Regions from separate parts of the Homo sapiens genome. Here regions 1 and 3 are each linked to region 2. The links are chromatin loops, found by intact Hi-C in ENCODE. Cell type or tissue: heart left ventricle. All regions are shown on one strand. Each heading gives the region's core, and the rest is flanking DNA. Links, peaks and the distances in the headings are about the cores only. Region 1 holds the start of TMEM238 (transmembrane protein 238). Region 2 holds the start of LOC107983998 (a long non-coding RNA gene). Region 3 overlaps NLRP11 (NLR family pyrin domain containing 11).

Region 1 (9,707 bases), core at 980-8,979, 250 kb before region 2:
GACAGGCAGACACAGTGAAGACAGAAGGAGGCCGGGCATCGTGGTCCTCATCTCAGACCCTCACCCCAGCATTTTGGCTGCAGGCAGGAGGATCACTTGAGCCCAGGAGTTTGACACCAGCCTGGGTAACATAGGAAGACCCCGTCTCTGGTACCTGTAGTCCCAGTTCCTTGGGAGGCTGAGGTGGGAGGATTGCTTGAGCCCAGGAGGTGGAGGCTGCAGTGAGCTGTGATTGCACCACTGCTCTCCAGCCTGAACAACAGAGTGATGGGGGTGGCTCTGCCCGGCTACTCATGGTGGTCTCGGAGGTTGTGGGGGTACCAGAGCCAGAACCTGTGGGTCCCTCTGCTAAAATTCAGGTTCTCTGTCTTTCATGCGCTGGAAGCTGCTCACTCTCCCCAGTAAACAAGAGTCCTGGGTTTGAACAGGCCCATTTTCCTCTAAGTGGGGCCTACGTTCGAGTCAGTGTGGTCTGAGTCTTTGGTGGAGGCTCCAAGAGTGGAGGCCTGTGCAGCTGTGTTAGACGTTTAAGCTACGTAAAGGATTCTCCTCTCCTCCCCTCCCCTCCCCTCCCCCCTTCCCCCCTCCCCTCCCCCCTTGCCCGTCCCCTCCCCCTTCCCCCTTCCCCCTCCCCTCCCTTCCCCCCTTCCCTCCCTGCTTCCCCCTCCCCTCCCCCTTCCCCCCTCCTCCCCTCCCCTCCCCTCCTCTCCTCTCCTTTTCTTTTTTTGAGATGGAGTCTTGCTCTGTTGCCCAAGCTGGAGTGCAGTGGCACGATCTTGGTTCACTGCAACCTCCGCCTCCCAGATTCAAGTGATTCTCCTGCCTCAGCCTCCCTAGTAGCTGGGATTACAGGCGTCCGCCACCATGCCTGGCTAATTTTTGTATTTTTAGTAGAGACAGGGTTTCACCATGGTTGCCAGGTTGGTCTCGAACTCCTGACCTCAGGTGATCCACCCGCCTCGGCCTCCCAAAGTGCTGGGATTACAGGCATGAGCCACCATGCCCAACCTCATAAAGGATGTTCTTTTCTTTCTTTTTTTGAGACGGGTTCTCACTCTGTCACTCAGGCTGGAGTGCAGTGGCGTGATCTTGGCTCACTGCAGCCTTTGCCTCCCAGGTTCAAGCAAGCAATTCTCCCACCTCGGCCTCCCAAAGTGCTGGGATTACAGGCATGAGCCACTGTGCTCAGCCAGGATTTCCAAAGGTAACAGTAACTACAGGTGCTTATGTTTGCATTCTATGCCAAGCTTCATGTTAGCTTACGCTTCACCCGTGCAAGCAGATGTTCATGCTTTCTTACCCCAGTTCCTTCACTGAATCACGGCACGTAGCATATGATTGGGGTGACTATTTCCCCAAATCTCACAAAGAATAATATATAACTGGTAGCATTCTGGATGCATAGGAGAAAAGTTAATTCCAGCCGGGCACGGTGGTTCACGCCTGTAATCCCAGCACTTTGGGTGGCCGAGGTGGGCGGATCACCCGAGATCGGGAGTTTGAGACCAGCCTGACCAACATGGAGAAACCCCGTCTCTACTAAAAATACAAAATTAGCCAGGTGTGGGGGTGCATGCCTGTAATCCCAGCTACTCGGGAAGCTGAGGCAAGAGAATTGCTTGAACGCGGGAGGCAGAGGTTGCAGTGAGCCGAGATTGCGCCACTGCACTCCAGCCTGGACAACAAGAGTGTAACTCCATCTCAAAAAAAAAAAAAAAAAAAAAAAAAGTTAATTATTTACCTACATAGAACGTCCTAGGATAATAGGGTTTAATTCTTTTACCAAAACCCTATTTGAGAGATGAATTCAGTCACCCAACCATCCATGTGCCATTAAATGCATTCATCCACTCATCTGTGTACTTATCATTCAGCCCCAACCATCTATTCAACTACCCATTCACCCATCTACCTATCTATCCAGAGAGCGCACAGAGGCTGGGCAAACTCTGACTGTCCTATGGATAGTCCTATGGACCAGCCGAGGCCCCTGCCCCAAGGAGTTCCCAGGTGTAACCGCAAGTTAAGGTGCCCTGGGGAGGTGACACAGGCACCCTCATTTCTTTTGTTCAGTAGGAGTCTCTGAGGCCTCCCCAGTACCATGCTGCATGGGTGAGGCCGAGGACACAGAGAAGTATCAGGAAAAGCTCTTGCCCCTTTATCAGGCAGGGCTCCCTCTCCAACCATATCCATTCATGGTTCATTGCCCAATTCACCACCTACCCATATCTACCCATTAAACAACCCATCCATCCGTCAATCCAACCACATCCCTGCATCAACCAACCCATGTATTCACCCATCCACCCACCCACCCATCTGTCCATTCACCCGTCCATCCACCCATCCATCTACCCATCCACCTATCCAACCACCCACCCATCTATGCATTCACCCATCCATCCATCAAACAACTCATCCATCCACGCACCCATCGATCTACCCATCCACCCACCCACCCATCTATCAATCTATCATCCATTCACCCATGCATCCATCAACCAACTCATCCATCCATCCACCCATCCATCTACCCATCCACCCATCCAGCCATCCGTTCTTCCATCCATCCTTCCACTTCCCTACCCAACCATCAACCTTTCCTGATTTCACACTTTTTGCTGGGCAATGCTAGGAACAAGGACGCTAGGGACCTAGGTCTTACCCTCAAGGCACTCCCTGTCAGGTGGGAGAGACAGTAACAACATAGACACAGCACATGGCCATATAAGCAGCAAGAGGGGTCGCTCAGACAATATGAAGACCCAGAGAAGACCCAGAGAAATTAAGTTAAATCTTAAACATGTGAGAAGTTTTCTGGGTGGAGTGGAGACAGCCAAGGGCACTCCTGGTGTAGAGAAGAGCAGGAACAGGGACCAACTGGCTATCTGTGGACTAAGAGACACCATTAGTGCAGAGAGGCAGGAGAAATGGGGCCAAAATATGGGGGGTCCACAGGCCAGTGAGTGCTTCAGTTTAACCAAAGGTGAAGAGGGAGCCACAGCAGGTCTTTGAGCAGAGGCAGGCTAGCTGGAAAGGTGTGTTTAGGAAAGAGATAGAAGGTAGAGGGGAAAGGGGAGTGAATGTGTGGTGGCTTCATTTCTCCTGCTGTTGGTCCTTCTTACTCCTCCTTTTCTAGGCCTACAGGTCAGGAAAATCCCAGCTCCTCCTTTCCTAGGCCTACAGGTCAGGAGAATCCCAGCTCCTCTTTTCCTAGGCCTACAGGTCAGGAGAATCCCAGCTCCTCCACCTACGTGTTGTGTGGCCTTGGGCAAATGTGGCGCCTTTCTGCGCTTCAGTTTCCTCCACTGCAGAATGGGGATGGTAATAGTAGTGACCTTGGAGACCAGTTACATGGAGAGGATTAAATGGGGCCTGGTCTGGGCTCAGTGGCTCACGCCTGTAATCCCAGCACTTTGGGAGGCTGAGGAGAGCAAATCGCATGAGCTCAGGAGGTGGGGACCAACCTGGCCCACATGGCAAAACCCCGTCTCTACTAAATATACAAAAATTAGCCCGGCAAGGTGGGGCGCACATGTATTCTCAGCTACTTGGGAGGCTCAGGTGGGAGGACTGCTTGAGCCTAGGAGGTCGAGGCTGCTGTGAGCTGAGATCACGCCACTGCACTCCAGCCTGGGTGACAGTGAGAGATCCTGTCTCAAAACAACCCCAAACGACAACAAAACAAAACAAAACAAAAAATGGGGCCTGGTGTACCTGGAAGCTGGGGCTCTCCCCGTGCGGGGGGCCTAACTGTGTGACTCGACCCCCACACTTCCCATCTCCAGGGGCAGGGTCTCACAGCCTCCCCCACGTATGCACCTGTGCTTGCTGTGTCTGCGGTTCTCCGCCAGAGCCTTCCCGTCCCTGTCTCCACCCCGCCCTGGGACTCTACCTCCCCATGGCCGCTCTCTGTCTCCATCTGTCCATCGCTCCCCCGTCTGTCTCCATTCCCGTCCCTCCCTCGGTCCCTCCGTCTCCCCGCCCTGCCCCGCCCGCCCCTCACCTGGGCCTCACTCGCTGCCCGCGCCCGCCGCCCCGGGCCCGGCCTCGAGCGTGGCGAGCTGCAGGCGCACGCGGCGGGAGCCGGCGGCGGGCGGCGGGGGCGCGCGGGCGGCTCGGCGCGCTCTCCGGGAGCCGGGCGCGGGGCGCTGGCCCGCGGCGGCGGGCGCCGACCAGCGGCGGGAGAGCTTGCGCGCCAGGCGGGCGAGCGCCGAGGGCCGCAGGCCGTAGTCGCGCTCCAGCTCCTGGCGCGAGATCTCGATGTTGCCGGTGTACCAGAGGATCCAGCCCAGCAGGCTCAGGAACACCAGCAGCGCGCCCGAGTAGATGAGCAGGTCCCCGAAGTCGCGGCCGCGCACCTGCAGCTGCGCGAACACGCCGGTCAGCAGCGCCGCCATGCCCGCCACATCCAGCGCCACGGCCAGCAGCAGCGCCATCCGGCAGCGGCCCAGGCCGGCCGCGGGTGCTGGCGCGGCCGCCGGCGCGGACGGTGCACCCGGCGGGCTCCCCTGCGAGGCGCACACCGCTGGCGCCGCCGCCATGGCCCTGCACCGCCGCCGCTGGCGCCCAGAGAGAGCGTTCCGGGGTGCGGCCCGGTCCGGGGCGGGGTCAGGGGACGGCGCCAGGTGTGCCAAGCTCCCGCCTGGTCACCTGAACCGGGCTGGGCGCGAACCGGCGCGGCCGGGGTTACCCTGGTCGTGGTTTCCGTGCAGGGGCTATTGCTCAGAGGCCTGAGCTGGTGGTAGCCAGGCGCACAGCCACGGGTGCCTAGGGCCCGTGCCACCCAGGGAGGTCACATATGGCCAAAAATCAGGGCATTTTAGTGGTGGCAGCATGGGACACTCGGAGCCGGGCGTGGCGTTGTTTCTGCTCAGTGTCCGCCTCCCGAAGCCTGTGCAGATCAGACAGTGCAGATCAGACAAGGCCTTTAGACACCAAGGAGCTCTGGGACGCGAGAACCAGTAGTCGGGGTGATCTAAGAGGGGAAGCTCCGGGTTCCGCGGAAGCTGAGTTTCCTTCACTCAGCGCGTGTCTTCTGGGGTCTCCTGTGTTCAGCGAATGAAGCCACGGGCACAAGGACGGACGAGACCCATCAGGTCCAGAGCGCACCCGTGGAGGAAGCTGGGCGAACCCCGACTGTCCTATGGAGGATAGTCCTATGGACCAGACGAAGCCCCTGCCCCAAGGAGTGCCCGGGTGTAACCGCAAGTTAAGGAGCCCTGGGGAGGTGACACAGGCACCCTCATTCCTTTTGTTCAGTAGGAGTCTCTGAGGCCTCCCCAGCACCATGCCGCGTGGGTGAGGCCGAGGACACAGAGAAATATCAGGCAAGGCTCCTGCCCCCTTAGGGTGGCCCTGACAACGGATCATAACCTCCCAGGGAGCTGATGGGGTGTGACAGGCACACCATAGGCTGGAGGCACAGGTGGAGGGCAGGGAAGAGGACCGGCAAATCTATAGAATCCTAAAGGGAGCCAAGAGAAGCCACATGCAAATCTCCCTCCCTCCAAACAATTCTCCCTTAGAGGGCATCCGCGCTCCCCTGGGGTGGCAGTCAGCGAGAAGTTTCCGTGTAGGTTCTCCCCAGGCTTAAACAGTTTAAGAGTTTTATTTCAAGAAAACCCTGGGGAGGGCGAACTGCAAGAGGGCTGCCAGGATTAGCCGAGGGATTCCGAATGAAGACGGAGTATTTCCGAACATACACACCTCTCCCAAGAGCGTTTCCGGAGGGTTCCGAAAATACCCGAGCGGGCCTCGGCGCCCTCATTGGCCATCACCGCGAGGGCTTACGAAGACCGGAAATATCCAAAGGTGCCGGGGCTAGGCTTATATAGTTCACGCATTCACCAGTTCATTCATAAAACAAATGTTTGTTGAGCGCCCATCATATGCCAATCACAGTGACAAGTGCTGGGTGAGCAATACTGGAGAGATAACGCTGAGGTATGGGTCCCAGGACCTCTCGAATTGGAGCCACTCGGAAATCCAGCGGTAGAGTTTCGAAAACTTCCGAACGGTTCCCGGAATACGCTCTCGGCCCTCTAACCGAAGAGTTCCGAATATTCCCGAGCGTTGAGCGAATTTTCGGCGGAAGCAGCCGAACATCATCGAGCCGCCTCGGAGGTGGGGACCGACAACTCCTGTCGTGCCCGCCCGGAGAGGAAGCGGAAATGCGTGTACGGTATTAAAGGCGTCGCCTCGCCCCTCGCCTTCCTCTTTCCGTCTCAGGTCGCCGCTGCGAAGGGAGGTGAGCGTTCGTCTTCCTCGCGTGGTCGCCATCTCCGGCCCGCCGCGCACTCCCTCTCAGTCCTCTGCCTGCCTTCTCCCCTTGCGCCTCAAGGGTCATTGGCGGACCCCAACCCCTCCCCGTGAAGTCGTTGTGAATTTTCAAGTTATTTTCCCCTCACTCTCATTCGCCGCAGCTAGTCTCGGCTGCCTGAATTCGGTCCCGCCGCCTTAGGTCACTCAGTCCCGCCTGACAAGAGTTCTAGGTCGCTGTCTGCCCTCAGGGGTCTCCCATTCACCCAAGTTCCCAGTCGCTCTCTTCCTCTGCTGTCCGAGCGTGGCCCGTGGCCTAACGCTGCTTTAGTTCTCTGTGTCTGACGCTTTCCCTGTGCCCGTTTCCCCGCAGCCGCCGCCATGTCTGCGCATCTGCAATGGATGGTCGTGCGGAACTGCTCCAGTTTCCTGATCAAGAGGAATAAGCAGACCTACAGCACTGTAAGTGGGGCCCGGATGCGTGGCTCCTGCGGGAGGAGGGTCCTGAGTCTCTTGACTCTGGGTCAGAGGGCGGGACCTTCGCATGTCTCCGGGTCCCTTATTCACGATGCCTTGTGCCGCCTCCTTCCCAGGAGCCCAATAACTTGAAGGCCCGCAATTCCTTCCGCTACAACGGACTGATTCACCGCAAGACTGTGGGCGTGGAGCCGGCAGCCGACGGCAAAGGTGTCGTGGTGGTCATTAAGCGGAGATCCGGTGAGTTTTGTCTGGTTTGGGCCAGAGAGCGGCCCCTTTCCCGGGTCTGGGAGCTGTGATTTTTTACTGTCAGGCAGGAAGAGCGGTAACTGCCATCGCGGCGGGCATCCCTGGCGCCAGGGTGTTGGTCTGGGTACCGGCTTCCCTCTCGGCCGACTTGTCAGCTCTGTGAGCCGCGCGCGTCTGAGCCCGTGTCCTCACCTGTAAAGTGGAGAAATGAAAAAGGACCTGAACTTCCTCGGTGGTTGTTGAGAGTTAAGGCACGGGGTTGATGTTTTCAGATGAAATTCTCAAAGCAAGTCAGGGTGGGGATGGATGGTTTCATCCCACAGGTGGGAAGATTGAGGCACAACAGGGGAGGGGCCCTCGCTACCACACTTAGGAGGGGACAGGCTGGGTTGGTTGCAGCCATTTGATTCCCATTTTGCCTGTGTAGGTTAGAGAAGAGGTCTTGGGGACCCCACTCCATACATTGTGCTGTCAGGTGCAGGCCTTTTTGGGGATTCCCTGAATGTTCGTGTGAGTCGGGGGTCTCTAATGGAGGAGTCCAGCTTCACATGTGTTCTTGACAGGGCTGTATTTTCTTTTTAGAGTGAGTTTTTCTCAGGTCCTTGATTGGAACTGCCTCAGAGCCAAGGGTCCTTTTACTCAGTGGCAGCAACAAACGCAGTCTGTTGGCTAGTGATCCTCCTGTCTCAGGGACACGTAGTCCAGGGAGCAGCCAATTGCTTGGCACTTGGGGACCCCGTTCTGGGGAGTCCTGAAAGCTTTCACCTCTTGGATTGCCGAATACATGGGTGGCCCTTCCTAGACTAAGGGACTGGCCTGAGTGAGGCTGGGCCTCTCAGCCAAGCTGATGTTGAACCACTGCTGTGGGGATGGGCCTGGGGTTCCTGGGAAGCTGTTCATACCCATTGCCAGGAGCGTGGGCTCTGGCTGGACCTGGATCAGATCCTAACTGAAGCGGCAGCTTTCTGGCATGAGAAAGGAGTGTTTTCATGGTGGACAGAATTGGGCTATGAGTGTGGCAGAAGCTGTGTCCTCAGTACTCCGTGATGACGAGTGAGCCTCTGTGAAATGGACAGGTGGGAAAACAGCTACCTGCTGGCCTGCCCAGGCACCCGCCACGGGCCCACGCTGCTCAGCTTCTCAATGTGAGACTGTCCACACCTGCGAGGTGTGCTAAAGGTGCAGGTTAGGTGGACTGACCCCAGGACCTCCCTGACCCCCAACCAGGCCAGCGGAAGCCTGCCACCTCCTATGTGCGGACCACCATCAACAAGAATGCTCGCGCCACGCTCAGCAGCATCAGACACATGATCCGCAAGAACAAGTACCGCCCCGACCTGCGCATGGTGAGCTGGGGTTTGGGGATCAGGCTTGGGGAGACTGGCCAGTGCTGTGGGGAAGGGCCTCCCACTACTGGTTGCAATATGGGCTGGAGAGGGATGGATTCTTGCTTTCAGCCTACTCCCCACACCCAGCATTGGCCTAGGGGGCGGCTTGTGGAGTGTATGGGCTGAGCCTTGCTCTGCTCCCCCGCCCCCAGGCAGCCATCCGCAGGGCCAGCGCCATCCTGCGCAGCCAGAAGCCTGTGATGGTGAAGAGGAAGCGGACCCGCCCCACCAAGAGCTCCTGAGCCCCCTGCCCCCAGAGCAATAAAGTCAGCTGGCTTTCTCACCTGCCTCGACTGGGCCTCCCTTTTTGAAACGCTCTGGGGAGCTCTGGCCCTGTGTGTTGTCATTCAGGCCATGTCATCAAAACTCTGCATGTCACCTTGTCCATCTGGAGGTGATGTCAATGGCTGGCCATGCAGGAGGGGTGGGGTAGCTGCCTTGTCCCTGGTGAGGGCAAGGGTCACTGTCTTCACAGAAAAAGTTTGCTGACTTGTGATTGAGACCTACTGTCCCATTGTGAGGTGGCCTGAAGAATCCCAGCTGGGGCAGTGGCTTCCATTCAGAAGAAGAAAGGCCTTTTCTAGCCCAGAAGGGTGCAGGCTGAGGGCTGGGCCCTGGGCCCTGGTGCTGTAGCACGGTTTGGGGACTTGGGGTGTTCCCAAGACCTGGGGGACGACAGACATCACGGGAGGAAGATGAGATGACTTTTGCATCCAGGGAGTGGGTGCAGCCACATTTGGAGGGGATGGGCTTTACTTGATGCAACCTCATCTCTGAGATGGGCAACTTGGTGGGTGGTGGCTTATAACTGTAAGGGAGATGGCAGCCCCAGGGTACAGCCAGCAGGCATTGAGCAGCCTTAGCATTGTCCCCCTACTCCCGTCCTCCAGGTGTCCCCATCCCTCCCCTGTCTCTTTGAGCTGGCTCTTGTCACTTAGGTCTCATCTCAGTGGCCGCTCCTGGGCCACCCTGTCACCCAAGCTTTCCTGATTGCCCAGCCCTCTTGTTTCCTTTGGCCTGTTTGCTCCCTAGTGTTTATTACAGCTTGTGAGGCCAGGAGTTTGAGACCATCCTAGGCAACATAATGAGACACCGTCTCTAAAATAAAATTAGCTGGGTGTGGTGGTGCACCGCCTGTGGTCCCAGCTCCTCAGAGGTTGAGTAGAGGCTGAGGTGAGCGGAGCACTTGAGCCAAGAGTATGAGGCTGCAGTGAGCCCATGAGCCCCACCACTACACTCCAGCCTGGAAGACACCATGACACACAGTGAGGCCTGGATGGGGAAAGAGTCCTGCTGTTGATCCTCACATGTTTCCTGGGCACCTAACTCTGT
Region 2 (9,707 bases), core at 926-8,925:
TGGTCTAGAACTCCTGACCTGGTGATCTACCCGCCTTGGCCTCCCAAAGTCCTGGGATTACAGGTGTGAGCCACCACGCCCAGTCCGTGTATTTCAAAGTAGCTAGGAGAGAGCACTTGCAATGTTCCCAACACATAGAAATGATAAACACTCAAGATGGTGGTTACCCCAAATGCCCCGATTTGATTTGATCATTACACATTCTATGCGTGTAACAAATACATGTACCCCAAACTCTGTAAAATATTATGTGTCAATAAAATAAAATTTAAAAATATATTAAGTGAAAGAAGCCAGGCACAAAGGACCACATATTATTAAGATTCTATTAACACCAGAATAGGGAAATCTATAGAGGCAGAGTGTAGCTTTGTGGTTCCTTAGGTTGGGTGGGGATAGAGAGTTGGGGGGAAGGAAGAATAGAGGAGTGATACCTAAAGGGCATGGGATCTCTTTTTGAGGTGATGAAAGTGTTCTAACGTTGACTATCATGATATGTGCACACAACTATGAATATACTGACTATTGAATTATACACTTTAAATGGGTGAATTGGGTGGGGTTCAGTGGCTTCCGCCTCTAATTCTAGCACTTTAGGAGGCAGAGGCAGGAGGATCCCTTGAGCCCAGCAGTTCCAGACCAGCCTGGGCAACACATCATGACAGCCATCTCTACCAAAAACCAAACAAACAAACAAAAACAAAAAACAAAAACAAAAAAAGCCCGGTGTAGTGGTGCATGCCTGTAGTCCCAGCTACTTAGCAGGCTGAGGTGGGAGGATTTCCTGAGCCCAGGCGGTTGAGGCTGCAGTGAGCCATGACCGTGCCATTGCAATCCAGCCTGGGCAACAGAGTGAGACTCCGTCTCAAAAAAACTACAAAGAGGCCAGGCGCGGTGGTTCACGCCTGTAATCCCAGCAGTTTGGGAGGCCAAGGCAGGAGGATCACCTGCGGTCAGGAGTTGGAGACCAGCCTGGCCAACATGGTGAAACCCCGTCTCCACTACAAATACAAAAATTAGCTGGGCCTGTAATCGCAGCTACTCCGGAGGCTGAGGCAGGAGAATCGCTTGAACCCAAGAGACAGAGGTTGCAGTGAGCCGAGATCGTGCCAGTGCATTCCAGCCTGGGCACAGAGCAAGAATATGTCTCAAAAACACACATACACACACACACACACACACACACACACACACACACACCTCTAAATGGCGAATTATATATGTAGTGATATGTGAATTACACCTCAATAAAGCAGTTTAAAAAAATAATCGGCTGAACATGATGACCTTTCAGGATCAAACTGCAGATGATATTTAAAAACTATAAACCTGGTATGGTAGGTATATGGATGTTTACTATGCAATTTTATTTTTATTTTTATTTTTTAGGCAGAGTCTTGCTCTGTCTCCCAGGCTGGAGTGCAGTGGCGCAATCTCGGCTCACTGCAAGCTCTGCCCCCAGGGTTCACACCATTCCCCTGCCTCAGCCACCCGAGTAGCTGGGACTACAGGCACCCGCCACCACGCCCGGCTGATTTTTCGTATTTTTAGTAAAGACGGGGTTTCACTGTGTTAGCCAGAATGGTCTCGATCTCCTGACCTCGTGATCTGCCCGCCTCGGCATCCCAAAGTGCTGGGATTACAGGCGTGAGCCACCGCGCCGGGCCAGTTTGTTTGTTTTTTGACAGAAAGTCTCACTCTGTCGCCCAGGCTGGAGTGCAGTGGCATGATCTTGGCTCACTGCAGCCTCTACCTCTTGGGCTCAAGCGAGTTTCCTGCCTCAGCCTCCCAAGTAGCTGGGAATACAGGCGCCTGCCACCACGCCCGGCTAATTTTTGTATTTGTAGTAGAGACAGAGTTTCACCATGTTGGCCAGGATGGTCTCGAATTCCTGACCTCAAGTGATCCGCCTGCCTCGGCCCCCCAAAGTGCTGGGATTACAGGCATGAGCTGCTGTGCCCGGCCCCTTTTTCTTTTTCCTTCTTTCTTTCTTTTTCTTTTTTTTTTTTTCTGAGACAGAATCTTGCTCTGTCGCCCAGGCTGGAGTGCAGTGGCGCAATCTCGGCTCACTGCAAGCTCTGTCTTCCCGGGTTCACGCCATTCTCCTGCCTCAGCCTCCCGAGTTGCTGGAACTACAGGCACCCGCCACCTCGCCTGGCTATTTTTTTTTTTTTTTTTTTTGGTATTTTTAGTAGAGACAGGGTTTCACCGTGTTAGCCAGGATGGTCTCGATCTCCTGACGTCGTGATCCGCCCGCCTCGGCCTCCCAAAGTTCTGGGATTACAGGCGTGAGCCACCACGCCCGGTCTCTTTTTCTTTCTTTCTTTGTTTCTTTCTTTCTTTCTTTTTTTTTTTTTTTTGAGATGGGGTCTTGCTTTGTCATCCAGGCTGGAGTGCAGTGGCACAATCATAGCTCACTGCAGCCTCGACCTCCTGGGCTCAAGTGATCCTCCCACCTCAGCTTCCTGAGTAACTTGGACTACAAGTGTTCACGCCATCATGCCCGGCTGTTTTGTATTTTTTTGTAGAGACAGGGCTTCACCATGTTGCCCAAGCTGGTCTTGAACTCCTGGGCTCAAGCAATCCTCCCGACTTGACCTCCCAAAGTGCTGGGATGACAGACGTGAGCTACCGTGTCTAGCCGCCATAATTTCTTTCTTTTTTTTTTTGAGACGGAGTCTTGCCCTGTCACCCAGGCTGGAGTGCAGTGGCGCGATCTTGGCTCACTGCAACCTCCACCTCCTGGGTTCAAGCAGTTCCCTGCCTCAGCCTCCCGAGTAGCTGGGATTACAGGCGTCTGCCACCACACCCAGCTAATTTTTGTATTTTTAGTAGAGACGGGGTTTCACCATCTTGGCCAGGCTGGGCTCAAACTCCTGACCTCCTGATCCACCCACCTCGGCCTCTCAATGTGCTGGGATTACAGGCGTGAGCCACCGCACCAGGCCTATCGCCATAATTTCATTCAACCTCTCTGGTCCTCAGTTTCCTTATCTGTGAAATGTTACTGCTGAATTTGAGAAACCAAAGGGCCTTCTTCCAAATTCTAGTCGTGAGTTACGTAAGGTTCCTTAGTGAGGCTGAACGAGTCTTTGAACTTGAGCTTCTGCAGGCTAGAGGAAACACAGTAGTCCCTACCTGCTTCTTCCAGGTTCTAAGGTGGGTGAGACATTTTGATATTTTGGTCTTTGTCGCCCCCACGAGGCCTAGGAGGGTTCCCTGTCGCAGCAGGTGTCCAATAAAGATCAATCCGCCAGGTGCGGTGGCTCAGGCCTGTAATCCCAGCACTATGGGAGGCCGAAGCGGGCGGATCACCTGAGGTCAGGAGTTCCAGACCAGCCTGATCAACATGGAGAAACCCCGTCTTTACTAAAAATACAAATTAGCCCGGAGTGGTGGCACATGCCTGTAATCCCAGCTACTCGGGAGGCTGAGGCAGGAGAATTGCTTGAGCGCGGGAGGCGGAGGTCGCGGTGAGCAGCGCTGAGATCTCGCCATTGCACTCCAGCCTGGGCAACGAGAACGAAACTCCTTCTCAAAAAAAAAAAAAAAAAAAAAAAAAAAAAGTGAGAAAGATTTACTTGCCACCTAGGGTAACTGCTGGTCTTCTTTCCCCCGTTAGTCTCGCTCAGGAGGCGGGTAATCTATTTTAACTCTGCACCTGCTGGACTTTGTGAATGGGCAGTTTACTCTCTGGTCTCAGCAGCCCCATCGATAAAATGGGAATAACTTGTCTCCTTGTCAACAGCCAGATGGTGGTGATTTGCCAAATCTAAGACATCTATTTTCTTGCCTTGTTCTTCTTTATTTTTTCCTCTCAGTTTTAAAACTGGATAGTCCCAGGACTTCTCCCAAACCAGGATGAGTTGCTCACCTATTTTGTCCTCACTTGTATCCTTAAGTCCAAACTGTCATTACCTTATTGACCACCAGGGGGTGCCCTACACACGTAGTACTGTGGTTTAAGAAGACAGCTCAGGAGGAGGCAAAGAAAGAGGGCCCAGTTCCCAGCCTTGCCCTGAGTTCCTACAAACCTTCACGAGCCTGCTCTACTTCACACAGCATCATGTCTCACACTCAGCATCCTCCTGGCCCTATGATATGAACATGTGTGTGGTCCAGTGGAAAGGTCTTTTAAGTACTCCAGCAGCCTCTGCCAACACTGGCTAACCAGCTGGGTGGACGGTCACTGCCTCTCTGCCCACTGTTCCCAACATTTCCAGGAGTTGGCCCAGCATATCCTGGCCGGCTGAGAAGGCTGAGGCCACCTACTTGATTTTATTTATTTATTTTTTGAGACAGGGTTTCACTCTTGTTGCCCAGGCTGGAGTGCAATGGTGCCATCTCGGCTTACTGCAACCTTCGCTTCTTGGGTTCAAGTACTTCTCCTGCCCCAGCCTCCTGAGTAGCTGGGATTACAGTCACACGCCACCACGCCCGGCTAATTGTGTATTTTTAGTAGAGACGGGGTTTCTCCATGTTGGTCAGGCTGGTCTCGAACTCCCGACCTCAGATGATCCTCCGCCTCAGCTTCCCAAAGTGCTGGGATTACAGGTGTGAGCCACCCCGTCCGGCCTCTTTAGGTTATCTTTAGAGCTGGATATCATTTCCCTCCATCACATAGCCTTGCAGAGGGAAGTGACATCATTGTTAACCAAAATAAGTTACTGAGGCAAGAGCCTCAATCACTCCAGAGCTTATATATCCAGAGCTTGAGGGCAGACCTGGGAAAGGCAAGAGTCACAGAAAACCTCTGTGGCTTATGGAAAGGTTTTCAGGAGGCTTAGTATTTATACATTTCCTTAAAGGAGGGAAGGCAGGTGGGAAGAGGGTGACAGATGGAAGAATGATTGAGCTCATCGTTTTTGTTCTGTACCTGGGAAGATAAGCATTATCAGTGGGAAACCTAACAGACTTTAGTTTTAGGAGCTAGACTTAGATTGCAAACCTAAAGTTACAAGGGACATGTTCTTCTTCTTATTATTATTTTTATTTGAGACAGAGTCACTCTGTCATCCACACTGGAATGCAGTGGCGCCATCTTGGCTCACTGGAACCTCCAGCTCCCAGGTTCAAGCGATTCTCCTGCCTGGGCCTCCCAAGTAGTTAGGATTACAGGTGTGCGCCACCACGCCTGACTAATTTTTTTTTTGTATTTTTTTTTTTAGTAGAGATGGGGTTTCACTATGTTGGCCAGGCTGGTCTTGAACGTCTGACCTCAGGTGATCCGCCCGCCTCGACCTCCCAAATTGTTGGGATTACAGGCGTGAGCCACAGCACTCGGCCCATGTTCTTGTTTTATGGGAGGATGGAGGACAGCAAACAACAATGTGTACTGGTGGTCACGTGGAGGTACTTGAGGCGCTTTGTTTTTCTGTGAGGGTCTGGCTAACGTGTAATGCTTTGACACAAGGTTCTGAAGCAACAGCTGTTGATCTGGGAAGCAGATAGCAGTGTTGCATAACTCAGTCTCCAGGCTTAACCTTCCCTTTGGCATAATGAATTTGGCAGCCCTGAGACTTTTAAAATAAAAGTCTTTACATCCTACTAGCCAGCTTTGACTAGCAGTGTGATCCAGGGCCAATGACTGCCCCTCTATGGCCTTGGCGTTACCACCTAACCAATAGGGATACGGTACTCCATTTTCTTGCCATGGAGCAAATCAAGAGTTAGGGCCTGACTGTCTTCAACTGTCTCATGAGTTGAAGAATTTCAGCCCTCTGCCTTTGCTCTGTAGCAACAGACAAATCACTAGACCTTTCTGATTTCAGGTCCTATTTGTAGAAAGACTTTGTACTGTCTTTCCTACTCTAGAAAGTCTTTCCTGGCCGGGTACGGTGGCACACGCCTGTAATCCCAGCACTTTGGGAGGCCGAGGTGGGTGGATCACTTGAGGTCAGGAGTTCAAGACCAGCCTGGCCAACATGGTGAAATCCCCATCTCTACTAAAAGTACAAAAATTAGCCGAGGGTGGTGGTGTGTACCTGTAATCCCAGCTACTCGGGAGGCTGAGGCAGGAGAATAGCTTGAACCCGGGAGGTGGAGGTTGCAGCGAGCCGAGATCACACACTGCACTCCAGCCTGGGCAACAGAGCGTGACTCCGTCTCAAAAAAAAAAAAAAAAAAAAAAAAGAAAGAAAAGTCCTTTTTTTTTTTTTTTTTTGACAAAAGCCATCTCTGTTGTATTCCCTCCCTCAGCATCCGGCACGGCGCCAAATAGTGATTTCATTTTAACTTTTGTGTAGTGTGTGTGTGGAGTAGCAAGGTGCGCGACGCAGGAACCTTTCTCTTGTGGGTGCGTTTCTGGCCCGAGTGCTTTCCTGCTGCTCTCCGAATCCGGAAGCTGCTGGAGAAGTCGGAGCATCCCGGAAGTCGTCACTGCGGCCGCTTCCGGACGTGAAAGTTTGCTGCGTAGGGATAGGGAGACCGGGCCGGATTGCGGGGAGTGAGCAGGTTCAGCAGTGACGGCATTCTTAAGAGTCCTGCCCAAGTGAGGGACTTGGGGTGTGGGACAGAGTGGCCCCCAGGGCAGTGGGCGTTGGAAACTGAGAGGCCCTGCGAAGGAGGCTTGGGGAGGGGCTACGGTGACCAGGGGACGAGGTATAGGAAGAGGAGGGCGGAAAGCCTTGAGGGTGGGCTTCTTGGATCCCAATTGCCCCAGAGGCACAGGCCTGGGCATCACTGTATTATTTCCCGAGGGGAGAAGGGGCTATTTCCCATGGGAAGACAAAGTGGGATGAATAGTGGACCTTGAGAAGAGGGGGTGGCCAGGAAAAGGTTCCTGAAGGAGGCAGGACCCAGACTGCAGGCTGGGGAGGGTTTGGGCAGCCAGAGGGAGGTGAGGGTGCTGGAGCGGGGGTCAATCGGTCACTCCGGCCGGAGATCTGAGTGGCCTCTGCCCCCTCTGCGCTGTGGAGTGCATCTGATTGCCAGCCTCGCTGGACCGTTGAGAGGATTCATCGAGACCCTGGATATGAATATGCAGTGTGAACTGAAGTTTGGGGACATGAGTAATCAGTCACAGTGGCCCAAGATTTGAGGTGTAAATGGAGAAGTCAGAATGATTCGCTGCAGCTGTCTGGAACAGGTTGGGTGAGGGCAAGGGTGGGAAAGGTGGCTGAGGCCAGGTTGTGAGAGGCCTTTCATGGCAGGCTGAGGGGGTTATACTATAGGGAGGATTTTAAAAAGAGGAGCTGGTGGACTGGTGAGCAGGGCATATAGGTGACACCTAGCCAACTTGAGAGGTCAGAATACATGATTCCAGAAGGCTAAGGAGAAGGCTGCCAGTAGAGGAAAGGGGAAGAATTCCCAGGGCGAGGAAAACACATAAGCCTTTGCGTGTGGAGCTGTGTAAATTCAAGGTCTGGCCAGGGGGCTGTGAGATGCCGTGTGTGCTTGGAGCACAGGAATGAGAAGTGAGGTGAGGAAGTGGCTGGGCCACCTCACAAAGGGCCTCAAATTCTAGGCTGAGAAACTCGGACTTGGTCCTGAGGGTAAAGGGGGCCGGGAGAATGTTATGCATGGTGCTGAAGTTGCATTCAACACAGCTGTGAGAAGCATCTGTCAGGGTCAGGCCAGTGTGGGAGGGGAACTGGAGGCCAGGGTACCAGATATGGTGGTCCAGGTGAGAAGGAAGGGGCCAGAACTTGGCTTGGAGAACGGAGGTCAGTGCCCTCAGGGGGTGGAGGTGATGGAACTTGGTGCTTGTCTGGCTTTGGGGAGTGAGGGAGTGGGTGGAAATGGGGACGTCCAAAGTTCTAGATGGTGTGGCAAGAATTTTGTCTAGATGGTGTGGCTTCCTCATGATCATGTCTTGGGGTTGAGCAGGGGTTCTCTTTGGTGGGGAGCTGGGTAGGGAGGTAATGCTTCACTTTTGGATGGGGCGATCAAATTCATTCATGTATTCATTCAACCAATATCGAATTGATTCCTTACCGTTTCCTGAAAGACCTTTGATAGATTCTGAGGGTAGAATGTTGACCAGGATGGAGCTGGGCCTTGGAGAGTGGGGAAGGCAGGCAGTAACACAGCAGGCAGTAGATCAACGAGGCCATATCATGGATTGTGCTGTGGGATGTGAAGGAAATGAACAGACGGAGGACGCAGAGCAGGGCACCTGGAGCTACCACGGTCACTAAAAGCTGCTATGACCAAGTGTTCTGTGAGCTGAAACCTGAAGGCCAGGAAGGAGTCACTCTTGTGAGGGGCTGAAAGGAACATCACAGAGAGGGGAGGAGCTAGCACAAAAGCTCTCCAGATGGGAGAGGCTGGTGCACTGGGCAAGGGAAAGCCAGCACCATGGTGCCCAGAAGGGAAGGCAGCTGGGGGGCCAGTCTACGCAGGGCCTTGCAGAGTGTCTGGGTTTACTCTAAGGGCAGAGGGGAAGGTTTTGATCATGACGCACTGCAGTCTGAAACTCCTGGGCTCAGGCAATCCTGTCTCAGCTTCCTGGGTAGTTGGGACTGTAGGCAGGCACCACCACCTCTGCCTAATTATTATTATCATTTTTTTTGGAGAGACAGGGTCTCAATATGTTGCTGTGTCTCAGAGGGGAAGGTTTTAAGTCAGGGAATGATTCTGTGAGCTTAAAAAATCACTTGGAAATTGCCATAGGGAAGGGAGGGAGAAGGCCAGGCATGGTGGCTCACGCCTATAATCCCAGGACTTTGGGAGGCTGAGGCAGGCGGATCGCTTGAGGCCAGGAGTTCGAGACCAGTCTGGGCAACAGGGTGAAACCCTGTCTCTTCTAAAATTACAAAAAATTAGCCGGCCATGGTGGTGCGCGCCTGTAATCCCAGCTACTCAGGAGGCTGAGGCGGGAGAATCGCTTGAACCTGGGAGGTGGAGGCTGCAGTGAGCTGAGATCGTGCCACTGTACTCAAGCCTGGGCGACAGAGTGAGACTCTGTCTGAAAAAAGACACAGCAACAAAAAAAACGAGAGGGGAGGGAGAGAGTGATGGAGGCGGAGGCTGCTGCTGCTATAAGCTGGGCGTAAGTGGTGGTGGTTTGCGCTGGGGTGGCAGCGGCGATGGTGGGATTACAGGGAAGTGTGTGGCTTGCTGACAGGGGTCATGTGCACTGACCTGGTGTGGGCAGAGGCAGGTGCTATCCTGGCCATCCCGCCTGCGGATGTGTGACCTCAGGCCAATCACACGATCTCTTTGAGCTCTGCTTCCCTCATCTGTAAAACAGGGATCCTCATGGTGCTTTCCTTGTAGCTCTGCCCTGAGGATGCTGTGCGTTTAGCAATGGCTGTTCCCGAGTGAGGGCTCAATAAATGTTGCTTATTGTTGTCATTATTTCTGGGGATAGCAGTGGGGGTGGGGGTTGTGGCCACTACAGTGCCACTAGTTATATGGTCTGAAACTCAAGAGAGGGATTGTGTTAGTTTCATTGTGTCTCTATGAGTGAATACCTGAGGCTGGGTAATTTATAAACAAAAGAAGCTTAATTGGTTTACGGTTCTGCAGGCTATACAGGACGTGTGGTCCTGGCAGCTGCTTCTGGCGAGGGCTTCAGGAAGCTTACAATCATGGTGAAAGGTAAAGGGGTAGTTGGCATATCTCATGGTGGGGGGAAAAGACTGGCAGGAGGTGACACGCTTTTTTGTTTGTTTGTTTGTTTGTTTGTTTAGATGGAGTCTTGCTCTGTTGCCAGGCTGGAGTGCAGTGGCACAATCTCGGTTCACTGCAACCTCTGCATCCCG
Region 3 (9,707 bases), core at 1,115-9,114, 180 kb after region 2:
GACTCAAAAAATAATAACAAATAATTCACAATTTCATTGAGGAAAAAGAAGTTGTCCTAGAGTCCCACCACCACCACCGGCCCTCACCCCCAACCCCGGAAGAACATTTCTCATTACTCCCTTGGAGTTGCAGCAGGACATCAGGGCAACAGCTTTGGTCATTGTCTCTAAGGGCCACCTAGAGAAAAGAGTTAGGAATCTCCAACTCAACATTAAAGGAAAGAGACGGGAAGGGAAATGTGGAAGCTGGCCAACCCTTGGAGGATTGAGGATCCTATGGCAAATCCAGGCATAGAACACACGGGAAGCCCTTTTAATTTACTTCCCAGCCTATGTGGCGACTCGGTGGGAGACTGGATGTTTTCCATGTTGCCGTATTTTCAGAGTCCTTTACCTAGCAATTCTCCTGATCCCCATTTTACACAAACAACTTCTCTCCCAAGTCTTTGCCCCATGTTGCAACAAAACTGTTTAAGGTTTTGTTTTTTTTTTTAAATACACACAATGGAGTCTCACTCTGTCACCCAGGCTGGAGTGCAGTGCCACAATCTCAGCTCACCGTGGCCTGCGCCTCCCGGGTTTAAGCGATTCTCCTGCCTCAGCCTCCCAAGTAGCTGGGATTACAGTTGCATGCCGCCACACCCGGCTAATTTTTGTGTTTTTAGTAGAGATGGGGTTTCACCATGTTGGCCAGGCTGGTCTCGAACTCCCAACCTCAAGTGATCCACCCGCCTCAGCCTCTCAAAGTGCTGGGATTACAGGCATGAGCCACTGCACCCGCCCTAAAAGTCTTCAGTTCTCCTTTCATCATTTTCAATTAGGCTTTTCTGCTCTCACTACCCTTCCAGAACTGTTCTTGGCCAACAATGACTTCTACCTTGCTAATGTCATTGGCCAATTCTCAGTCTTCAGTCTCCTTGAATAAGGACTGCCATCTGACACAGTTGACCTTTCCTTCGTTGGGAAACTTGCCTCACTGGGATCCGAGGATACCACACCCTTTACTTTACCTTCTAGCCTAATGACCACTCCCTCAAAGGCCTTCGCTAGTTTCTGCTTTTCTCCCCAATCACTTTATGTTGGAGAACTCCGGGCATCAGTCTTTGGATCGTTTTGCTTCCTGAGCAACATTCCTATCCTTGGTGAACTCAGTCCTTGGCTTTAAATACACATTTGTGTTATACACATGTATACATGAACGACACCCACATTTTACCTTCAGTTCAGAAACATTACACACTGCTCTCTGGACACCTAATAGACATCACAGCTTTAGCTCAAACAACTTTAGACTGACCTTCCTCAGATTCTGGCTCTCGCCGTCATTTCCCAACTCAGTGGCAACTCTCACATGGCAGTTTTCAAAACAAAGATCTTGGGACAATTCTCTCTCCTAGTCTAGATTTAATCAAGGAATCATCCTTTGTCAACATATGCCCCGGAGTTCGCACCTCACCAACCTCTACTATTCACACCCTCAGAGGCACCATTGATTCTCACCTGGCAAATGCCAAGAAAAAGAGCCTCCTCTGAGCTTTCAGATTCTGCCCTATGCTCCCCGATTGGCCATTTTTAAACGCGGTATCCAGAATGAGCTTCTTAAAATGCAAGCTAAATTATGGCATCTCTGCTCAAAACCCCTCAAAATGCCTCACCTCACTCCAGAAAACCCAGTCCTGACACTGGTTTACAACACCATGATCATGCCATACATACTTGTGAGCCATCTCCGTAATACCCTTCCTGCCTCACACTGGTCTAAACATGTAGGTCTCTGAACTCAAAGCCTTTGTTTCATGGATCCCTCCCATCCCAGGGGATGACCAACAGTTTATCTGGCTCATTCTTTCACCTCATTCAAGTCTTTGCTCAAATCTCACTTTCTCTGTGGAACTTATTACTACAGCCTGTACCCTCCCACACCCCTAAATACCCACTTATGCACCCTGACCTTGCCATTCTTTTCCCCCCGTAACACCATTATCCTAAAATACTTTAAAATGCGTGTACTTATTATGTCTGCCTATATTCTGTCTCATCAGATAGCAAACAAGGAAATTTGTCTTTTTTCCCCCCATTGATATATCCTAGTGCTTAGACTAGCACCTCAAACAAAGTAGGCATTCTTCTTGAATGAAAATAAAGTTAACTCCTGGGCTTCCAGAATCCTAAGATCATATATGTTGATGTGTACTGAATATTTTAGTGCCATTTCCTATAGAGCTATTATAAACTCAGATAAATACTAATTTTCCCAGTGACTGTTTAGGCAAGTACAGCTGCTTTTCACCTGATTCTAACGCATTCTGTAGGAAAGAAACTGTTAGACTCCTACCCTGACCCATTTTTGCTTTCTTCCTTAGGATAAACCCACTTGTTACTATTTCTTCCTGATTCCAAGAGACTACTTTCCCAGTCCCCCTTTGTAGTTATATGAAGCCGTATGAAGACAAGGTAAACAGGCCAATGAGATGCAAGCAGAAGTGATACAAGAAAGAGTTTTGAAAAGACTCCATCAAGGAAGCTCCTGAAGCTTCTAGATAAACCTTTCCTTCTCCCTTCTGTTGCTTCCTGCCTTGAAGGCAGCCATGATGGCTGGGACCTCAGATGCTACTGTGGCCTAAGGTCATCTTTATCATAGACACACTAAAGATGGTTGAGAAGTACAGAAGGAGCCTAGGCCCTGATGAGCCTGACCTGAAAGTGTGTTTTGTATATTGTCTTCTCCCAGAGAAAGAAAAAGACCACCGTTATTCCTAGGGGAACCTCTAAGGCAGAGGTTGATATAGTACTTACTTGAGTGTGCGAAGTTTACAGCTAGAATGCTCCAGGGCTTTAGACAGAATCCTTTCTGAAATACCATTAAGGTCATTGTCAAAGATATGCAGCTCCCGGAGGCTCTCCATTGTATAAAAAAGAGAGCAGATCTCTCTCCAGTAGACAAGGCTCTTCATTTGACTACATAGAAGAAAAATTGAGTTTTCCAATGGAATCGATTCAACTCCAGCAATTTGTAAAACATGTAAATTAAAGTATGTTTTGAGAGTGCCTGTTGTCTGACTCAGATTTAATACCATGCAGCAAGAAATAAAGTAGGGTCAAACATGAATGAACAACACTCAGATCCATTAAAGTAGCTGGTGATTCCATATTCTGATAAGACACATCTGAGTGCAGGGCCTTTAAATGCGAGATTATTAAATATTTTTAAACTTCAATATTAAAAATCAATGTTGCATGTTTTGTGCTATCATGAATACTCCTATAATGTAACAATACAAGGTTTATTTCTTTTTAATCTATACAACAGATCTGAAGAAATTAGGTTAAACCACTGGTTTGCAATGAGGCAATTCTGCCGCTAAGCAGACATTTGGTGATGTATAAGATTTTTGTTGCTGTCACAAACGGGGAAAAGGGGACCCTACTGGCCACAGGAGAGACCAGAGATACTGCTAAACCTCTTACAATGTGCAAGATAGACCCCCACCACAAAGAATAGCTGGCCCAAAACTTCAACAGTGCTGAGGTTTAACTCAAACTTTGAGTTTAAACAGAAGCAGAGAGATTTAAGTCACTGGTCTAATTAGAAGCTAGATTGGAAGTCAAGTTCTTCATGGCCCCGAGTTTGTCTTGTTCTGGTCAACAAGCTCTAGAATTATGGGCAGGTCTTAGGAAGACAGGAAAGAGGATTTATTTTTTAAAGACTCACCTAGCAGTTGGCCTTATAAGTGGCTCTTTGTTTTGAAAGATGCGCTGAACACTCAACTTAAGTGTCCTCAGGTGACAGCAGTAATCCAGACAGTATAATGAGACCATCATATCCTTGTCTGATTGAAGGTAAACTGTAACCTCCATGAGAGCATCCACAATCGTCTTCACAAATTCTTCTTCCCGATTCTCATAGAGACAGTAAAACAAAGGCATATGGTGCGTCAACTTTTCCGGGTCACGGTCCAAATGTTTCATGTATCCCACCGAGTACCACTTGAAGCTGTCTACCATCGGTAGCTGGTATCCAAAGGATGTCTCAAGAATCTTTCTCCTGTTTGCATTTAGAAGACCAAAAATGAAAGTAAACACTTGATTAAAGTCAGAGTATTGTTCTCTCTTCTCTTTATACTCTCTGCTGCCTGAGGGGATCAGATAGTTGGGTACTGCCATCAGAAATGCAATGGCTGTACAAAACTCCTGGACGTTCAAGTGTATGAACTTGTAACGGTCTTTATGAGTGTTGCTCGGCAAAAGAATATTCGCGGCCTGCAACACAGAGACATCAGCCTCAGTAAACCCAACACATCTGAGGTCTTCACCACTGAAATTCAGGGTGCTCAGAAACAGTCCTCCTGCAGCCAGCAAACACAGACGTTTTAGGAGACCTAGGTGATACTGATTGGCAGTAAGTCCAGCCTCTGATGTCAACGCATCAGCAAGAAAGTGGGCATGTAGATCAGTGGGTGTTTGGCAGCAGAGCTGGAAGTCACGCCCCTTGTCCATCTGCCGCTTCAGGACAGTACACGTGATCCAGCATAAGATGGCGACTCGGCACAGACCCACGAGTATTTCATCCTCATGTACAAGCTGGAGGGCTGCCGACGCCCTCTGGCGGTCTTTAAAGAAAGAGTTAAAATATATCTCCCTCTTCCCATTCGACAGCTGCAAGGTCGTGCAGCAATCTACCTCTTTCAAGAACGTTTTTACATTATTCCCACGTGTGGGCCTTGAGGAGATGAGGAACCAGCAGCCTGGAGCCATTTTTCTCTTCAGCAAACTGACCAGGAGAACTGGAATGGGAACTTTCTGGGTGCTGTTACTACACAAAGCACTTTCATTGACATTTAACTCGAATCTTATGTTGTCCAAGTCCTCGAGGATGAAAAGGAGTTTCTTGGGATCAGACAGGATGTCTGCAATGGGAGCCTGGCCGTCAGGCCAGTCCTTGGCGATTAGCTCAGCCAAGCTGCTGTTGGTCATCTGGTTTATTTCGTGAGCAGTGAGGTGAACGACGTACGAGATCATGTTCTGCCACATCTCACCCTTGATCCACCTCAACACAGCCAGATTTATAACAATAGTTTTTCCAGATGCTCTCTCTCCCATCAGGAACACATTGAGATTGTTTGCTGAATAATAGCTGGTAGAATCATAGGCTAATTGAAGTATGTAGAACACATCTGACGAAACGTCACGAAAAAATTTATAATGAAATTTTCCAAAAGTGTGACTTTCCCATTGCAGCATGAATTTTCTCCTCATGACAGCTTTGCATGCCTCCTGATTGCCTAATCCAGCGAGTACAGGGCAGAAAATACAGAACAAAGATGAAAGTTCAAGATGTAAAAACAGTTTTAGCTTCTTTTCATGTTTACAGTAAAAATATAGTAGAAATTTTTACTTACTACTGCTTATCACAAAGATATAGGTACAAAGATATTTACCATCATGTTGCTTGTTTTTGAGATGGAGTTTTGCTCTTATTGCACAGGCTGGAGTGCAGTGGCACGAACTGGGCTCACTACAGCCTCCACCTCCCAGGTTCAAGCGATTCTCCTGCCTCAGCCTCCCAAGTAGCTAGGATTACAGGCGTGCACCACCACACCTGGCTAATTTTTTGTATTTTTAGTAGAGACAGGGTTTTGCCATGTTAGCCAGGCTGGTTTCGAACTCCTGGCCTCAGGTGATCCACCTGCCTTGGCTTCCCAATGTGCTGGGATTACAGGCATGAGCCACTGCGCCCGGCCCATATTGCTTTAAAGGAAAAAGGTTGAATAAAACCTATTCAACTCATACAGTGGAGTCGACAGATCTGTTTTAGCTTTGTTCTTTATCCTTCAAGGGCTTCCCTCTCATGTCTTGGCATCAAGAACATATTTCTTTCCTTTTTGGGGGTTCCTTAGCGTTTTAGGTAGCCTTCAATTATGTTTCATTTCATACCCAGTTTTTCCTTTGAGGCAATAACTCGAGTTCAGGGACTGTTTCCTGGTACGTATTCAGCTCAAAGTATCTATTACATCTTGGCCCATCAGTCATGAGTTACACGTTCATCTTCCCTTCTATTTTTTTGTTTATGCATATCATTACTGAAATCCTGATCATTTAATGAACTACTTAAGATAAATGAAATTGTATGGAATAAAGTTAAAATTTATCGTAAAGGGAGTCTTATTTCTTGAGAATACACAAGATTGCACTCCCACTGCAAAAACAAACAAAAATGTTAAGACATAAGTATAAAGCTGTCATAGAGGTATGATACAGAAATGATCCAAATAAGTGAATTCCTAGAGGGGGATGACTCCTTCCTTAGTGAGCAGATACTTGAAAATGTTTTTATCCCTGGGTAAGGGCAGGCAAAAGAGGGAGCCTGGCAGCATGGAAGAACTTTGATGGGATAAATAAAAGCCAATGATGAACAGCTGCAGCAGGGCTGGTGTGGTGGACCTGAATGTACTGGAATGTGGCACACTGGCTCCCCCCCAGTGGAGATGAGCCTGATGGATCAACGGGCCTGATCCCACCCTCTAGACTACCAGGGCTGCCTAGTTCCGACCTAGCACATCTCAACAGCCTGGCAGAGACAGGACTTTCTCCTTACTGTTTTTATCTATGACGTTTAGTATACAATAAAAAAATTGAGATTCAAAGAAGCAGAAAGCCATGGTGATGAGTATGGTTCATGATTATAAACCATGATTCATAATCAAGAAAAAAAAATCTTTGGAAGATGTCTATTTAGGTGTTTTTCTTTTTGCCAATTTATTGATTAGGTTATCTGTTTTCTTGTTATGCAGTTCCTTATATACTTTGGATATTAGTTCCGTATCATACATAGTTTACAAATATATTCTCCCAATCCAGGAGTCTCTTCACTCATTTCCCTTTGCCATTCAGAAGCTGTCCAGTTTCACACATGTACACACACACACACACACACACACACACGTAAGAGAATAAATATGTGAGATAATAGATTTGTTAGCTTCATGTCAACATTCCACAATGGAAGCATATCAAAACATCACATTGTCCCATATAAGTATGCATAACTATTTGTCAAAAGTAAAATTAAAAAAAAATGAATAGAAGCATATGTACGGATAACCCAGCTTTTGGAATTAGGAGGTAATTTTATAATAAGTTTCATATTATGCATATATCCCCATATATTAGGTATATAGAGTATAAGAATCAGATGGATGCTCTGTAACTTAAAATATACACTATGCAAAACAAAGAATTCATTGGAATGGCTGAATGGCAGATGGCACACACAGAAGAAAGGATGAGGGGGCACCAGCACAGATCAATAGAATTGGCCTAACAAGCACAGAGGAAAAACAATCACAAAACCAATCAGACCATCAGGGAACTGTGATACAATATCAAAGGACCAGTATAAAATACGTGTAATTACAGTCCCAAAAGGAGAGGGGATGAAAAGGTATTCAACATCACGAATCAGAAATGCAAATAAAAATCACGATGAGCTATTCCCTTCACACCTGTTAGAATGGATATTATCAAGAAGACAAACGGTAAGTGTGGGTGAAGATGTGGAGAAAAGGGAAGCCTTGTGCACGGTGTGTGGGGCTGTCAATTAGAGGAGTCATTACGAAAAATGATGTGGAGGTTCCTCAAAAAATGAAAAATAGAACTACCCTAGGACCCTGAAGCTCTTTCTTGAGAATCCTTTGTGGTCAGAAAAGCCTGTCAAGGACGTTTTTATTTTCTATAAACTTAGTTCAAAACCTTAAGTTTATTCTTCAGTCCATTTCTCCCTTGTCACCTTTTATGATGAGCAAAACCACCACCACCAGGCTGCATCTTTATTGTCCCCCTAAATCTCCTTATCTTCAAGTTAATAATGTGCATTTTCCACTGTTATTTCAGGAACAACCTTGCTAAACTTTCCACCAGTTCAGGTTCCCACCTGATAAAGTCCACTGAAGGTCAAAGGCATGTTGAAAACTTATTAAAATGGTAGAGGGTGGCCAGGCACAGCGACTCACACCTGTAATCACAGCACTTTGGGAGGCGAAGGCGGGCAGATCACCTGAGGTCAGGAGTTCGAGACCAGCCTGGCCAACATGCTGAAACCCCATCTCTACTAAAAATACAAAAATTAGCCCGGCATGGTGGCAGGCGCCTGTAATCCCAGCTACTCGGGAGGCTGAGACAGGAGAATCACTTGAACCAAGGAAGCAGAGGTTGCAGTGAGCCAAGATTGCACCACTGCACTCCAGCCTGGGAAAAAAAATTTTTTAAAGCAGAGGAAAGTTACAGGTCAAGTAGTTTCTTGACCTGTAGTTTCCTCTACCCTTTAATTACTTGACTTGTAGTTTCTTTCCCCACTGAAAATTTCAAGGCCCATCAGGCATCTACCAATTTCCTGTCCCAAATTCCAAAGCTCCATTTGAGTTTTGTTTTCCACTGGGAGCAGTCTATGTAAGTACTAAGACCTTTTGCAATTACTACTGCGATATGTCGAGCCATCCCAGAAGAGGTACTGGGTGAAGAAAGTGAAGAAAAGAAATCATATCTGATATTCTCTTAAATATCTGCAATTTGGAGAGAAGTAAACAGAGCAGGTGAGCATGTACCTCATGAGGAAGGGACAGCACAACAGTCTTGAGAATAAGATGATCAAGAGAAGCAGGAAGGATTTCTATTTTCTCAGGGCCCTGGGCAGAGGAGGAGGGGAAAGACATTGCAATGTCCATGGAAGTGAGAAACTCACTGAGTGGACTCAGCCCTGCTACTGACATTTAAAGGGTCACCATGGAGGACACAGCCATGGTCTCCAGGAAAGCCTTCTCTCAAACTTGGGTTCACTTCCCCCTCATTGAAACCCTCAGTAGATAGTGGTAAAAATGTAAAGGGTAATAAGAGATTACAACATGGCCTAGGAGGCATGTTCAGTAGACTTTACGCCAGACTGATATCAGTCTGTGGCCTGTTAGGGACTGGGCCCCACAGCCGATGGTGAGTGGTGAGTGACTGAGCACTCCTCTGTATTTACAGCCGCTCCCCATCGCTCACATTACCACCTGGGTTCTGCCTCCTGTCAGATCAGTGGGAGCATTGGATTCTCACAGAAGCGTGAACCCTATTGTGAACTGCACATAGGAGGGATATAGGTTGCACCCTCCTTATGAGAATCTAATGCCTGATGATCTGTCACTGCTTCCCATCACCCCCCAATGGGACTGTCTAGTGGCAGGAAAATGAGCTCAGGGCTCCCAGTGATTCTACATCATGGCGAGTTGTAGAATTATTTCATTATATATTACAATGTAATAGAAATAAAGTACATAATAAATGTAATACATTTGAATTATCCCCAAACCATCCATCTCCACCCCTTCTAGTCCATGGAAAAATTGTCTTCCGTGAAACTGGTGCCAAAAAGGTGCGGGACCACTGCTTTACACTATACCAGGACAAGCTATACATTTTGGACACAGTTGTCCATAAGCTTGAGCTAGATAAGAAAAGAGAAGTGAATGACAGGATAACCATGCAACTAAAAAAAAAATTACTAATTCTGGAAGAAAACACTCAAGGAAGGAAAACAAGTTTACCACCATGTCAAGGTACTTAAAGTGTAATTTTTAAAATATCTAAAATATGAAGTGAGGCATGGTTAGAGAAGATGGTAGACCAGAAGCTGGTAGTGTGCACCGCTCTCATGGAGAGAGAACAGAGCA

What was found. Hi-C counts contacts between places; a loop is a spot of excess contacts. Peaks named below come from ENCODE experiments on the same cell type or tissue, not always from the same donor. Only the 100,000 strongest peaks of a DNase experiment are listed, where the experiment ranks them.
Region 1: it touches region 2 in a loop (2.6-fold over the local background); 11 of 110 quality-filtered maps call a loop at or near these places.
Region 3: a loop joins it to region 2, with 13 times the contacts of the local background. A loop is called at or near these places in 17 of 110 quality-filtered maps.

What each region holds. Positions count from the first base shown.
Region 1 is chr19:55,379,716-55,389,422 of GRCh38, forward strand. It overlaps TMEM238 (transmembrane protein 238), which reads right to left and starts at 4,577. Exons shown (of 2, transcript NM_001190764.2): 1 at 4,007-4,577. The coding sequence starts at 4,544. The coding sequence ends at 4,014. It overlaps RPL28 (ribosomal protein L28), which reads left to right and starts at 6,217. Exons shown (of 5, transcript NM_000991.5): 1 at 6,217-6,250; 2 at 6,635-6,723; 3 at 6,855-6,978; 4 at 8,215-8,333; 5 at 8,528-9,707. The coding sequence starts at 6,643. The coding sequence ends at 8,617. MIR6805 (microRNA 6805) reads left to right here and starts at 8,466; the gene lies at 8,466-8,527. RefSeq lists enhancers at 1-80, 4,177-5,139, 5,093-5,162, 5,193-5,262 and silencers at 4,083-4,172, 4,463-4,802. In heart left ventricle, for the core only: a CTCF peak has its summit at 4,229; DNase peaks (open chromatin) are centred at 4,286, 4,656, 5,736, 6,166 and 1 weaker place; H3K4me3 peaks cover 4,800 bases; H3K27ac peaks cover 2,832 bases.
Region 2 is chr19:55,628,626-55,638,332 of GRCh38, forward strand. It overlaps LOC107983998 (a long non-coding RNA gene), which reads left to right and starts at 6,378. Exons shown (of 2, transcript NR_171683.1): 1 at 6,378-7,087. It also overlaps a transcript of ZNF581 not described here. RefSeq lists enhancers at 6,333-6,552, 6,623-6,712 and a silencer at 6,832-6,999. In heart left ventricle, for the core only: CTCF peaks have their summits at 3,207 and 3,928 (motif pointing right); DNase peaks (open chromatin) are centred at 3,236, 3,963, 6,366 and 6,887; H3K4me3 peaks cover 2,606 bases; H3K27ac peaks cover 1,528 bases.
Region 3 is chr19:55,805,057-55,814,763 of GRCh38, forward strand. NLRP11 (NLR family pyrin domain containing 11) reads right to left here. Exons shown (of 10, transcript NM_001394894.2): 3 at 3,713-5,282; 4 at 2,797-2,958. Among named protein-coding and RNA genes, the nearest start is that of NLRP11, 22 kb to the right of the region's middle. RefSeq lists enhancers at 4,447-4,741, 4,639-4,688. In heart left ventricle, for the core only: a CTCF peak has its summit at 4,614 (motif pointing left); no DNase peak of the experiment used is centred there; H3K27me3 peaks cover 1,114 bases.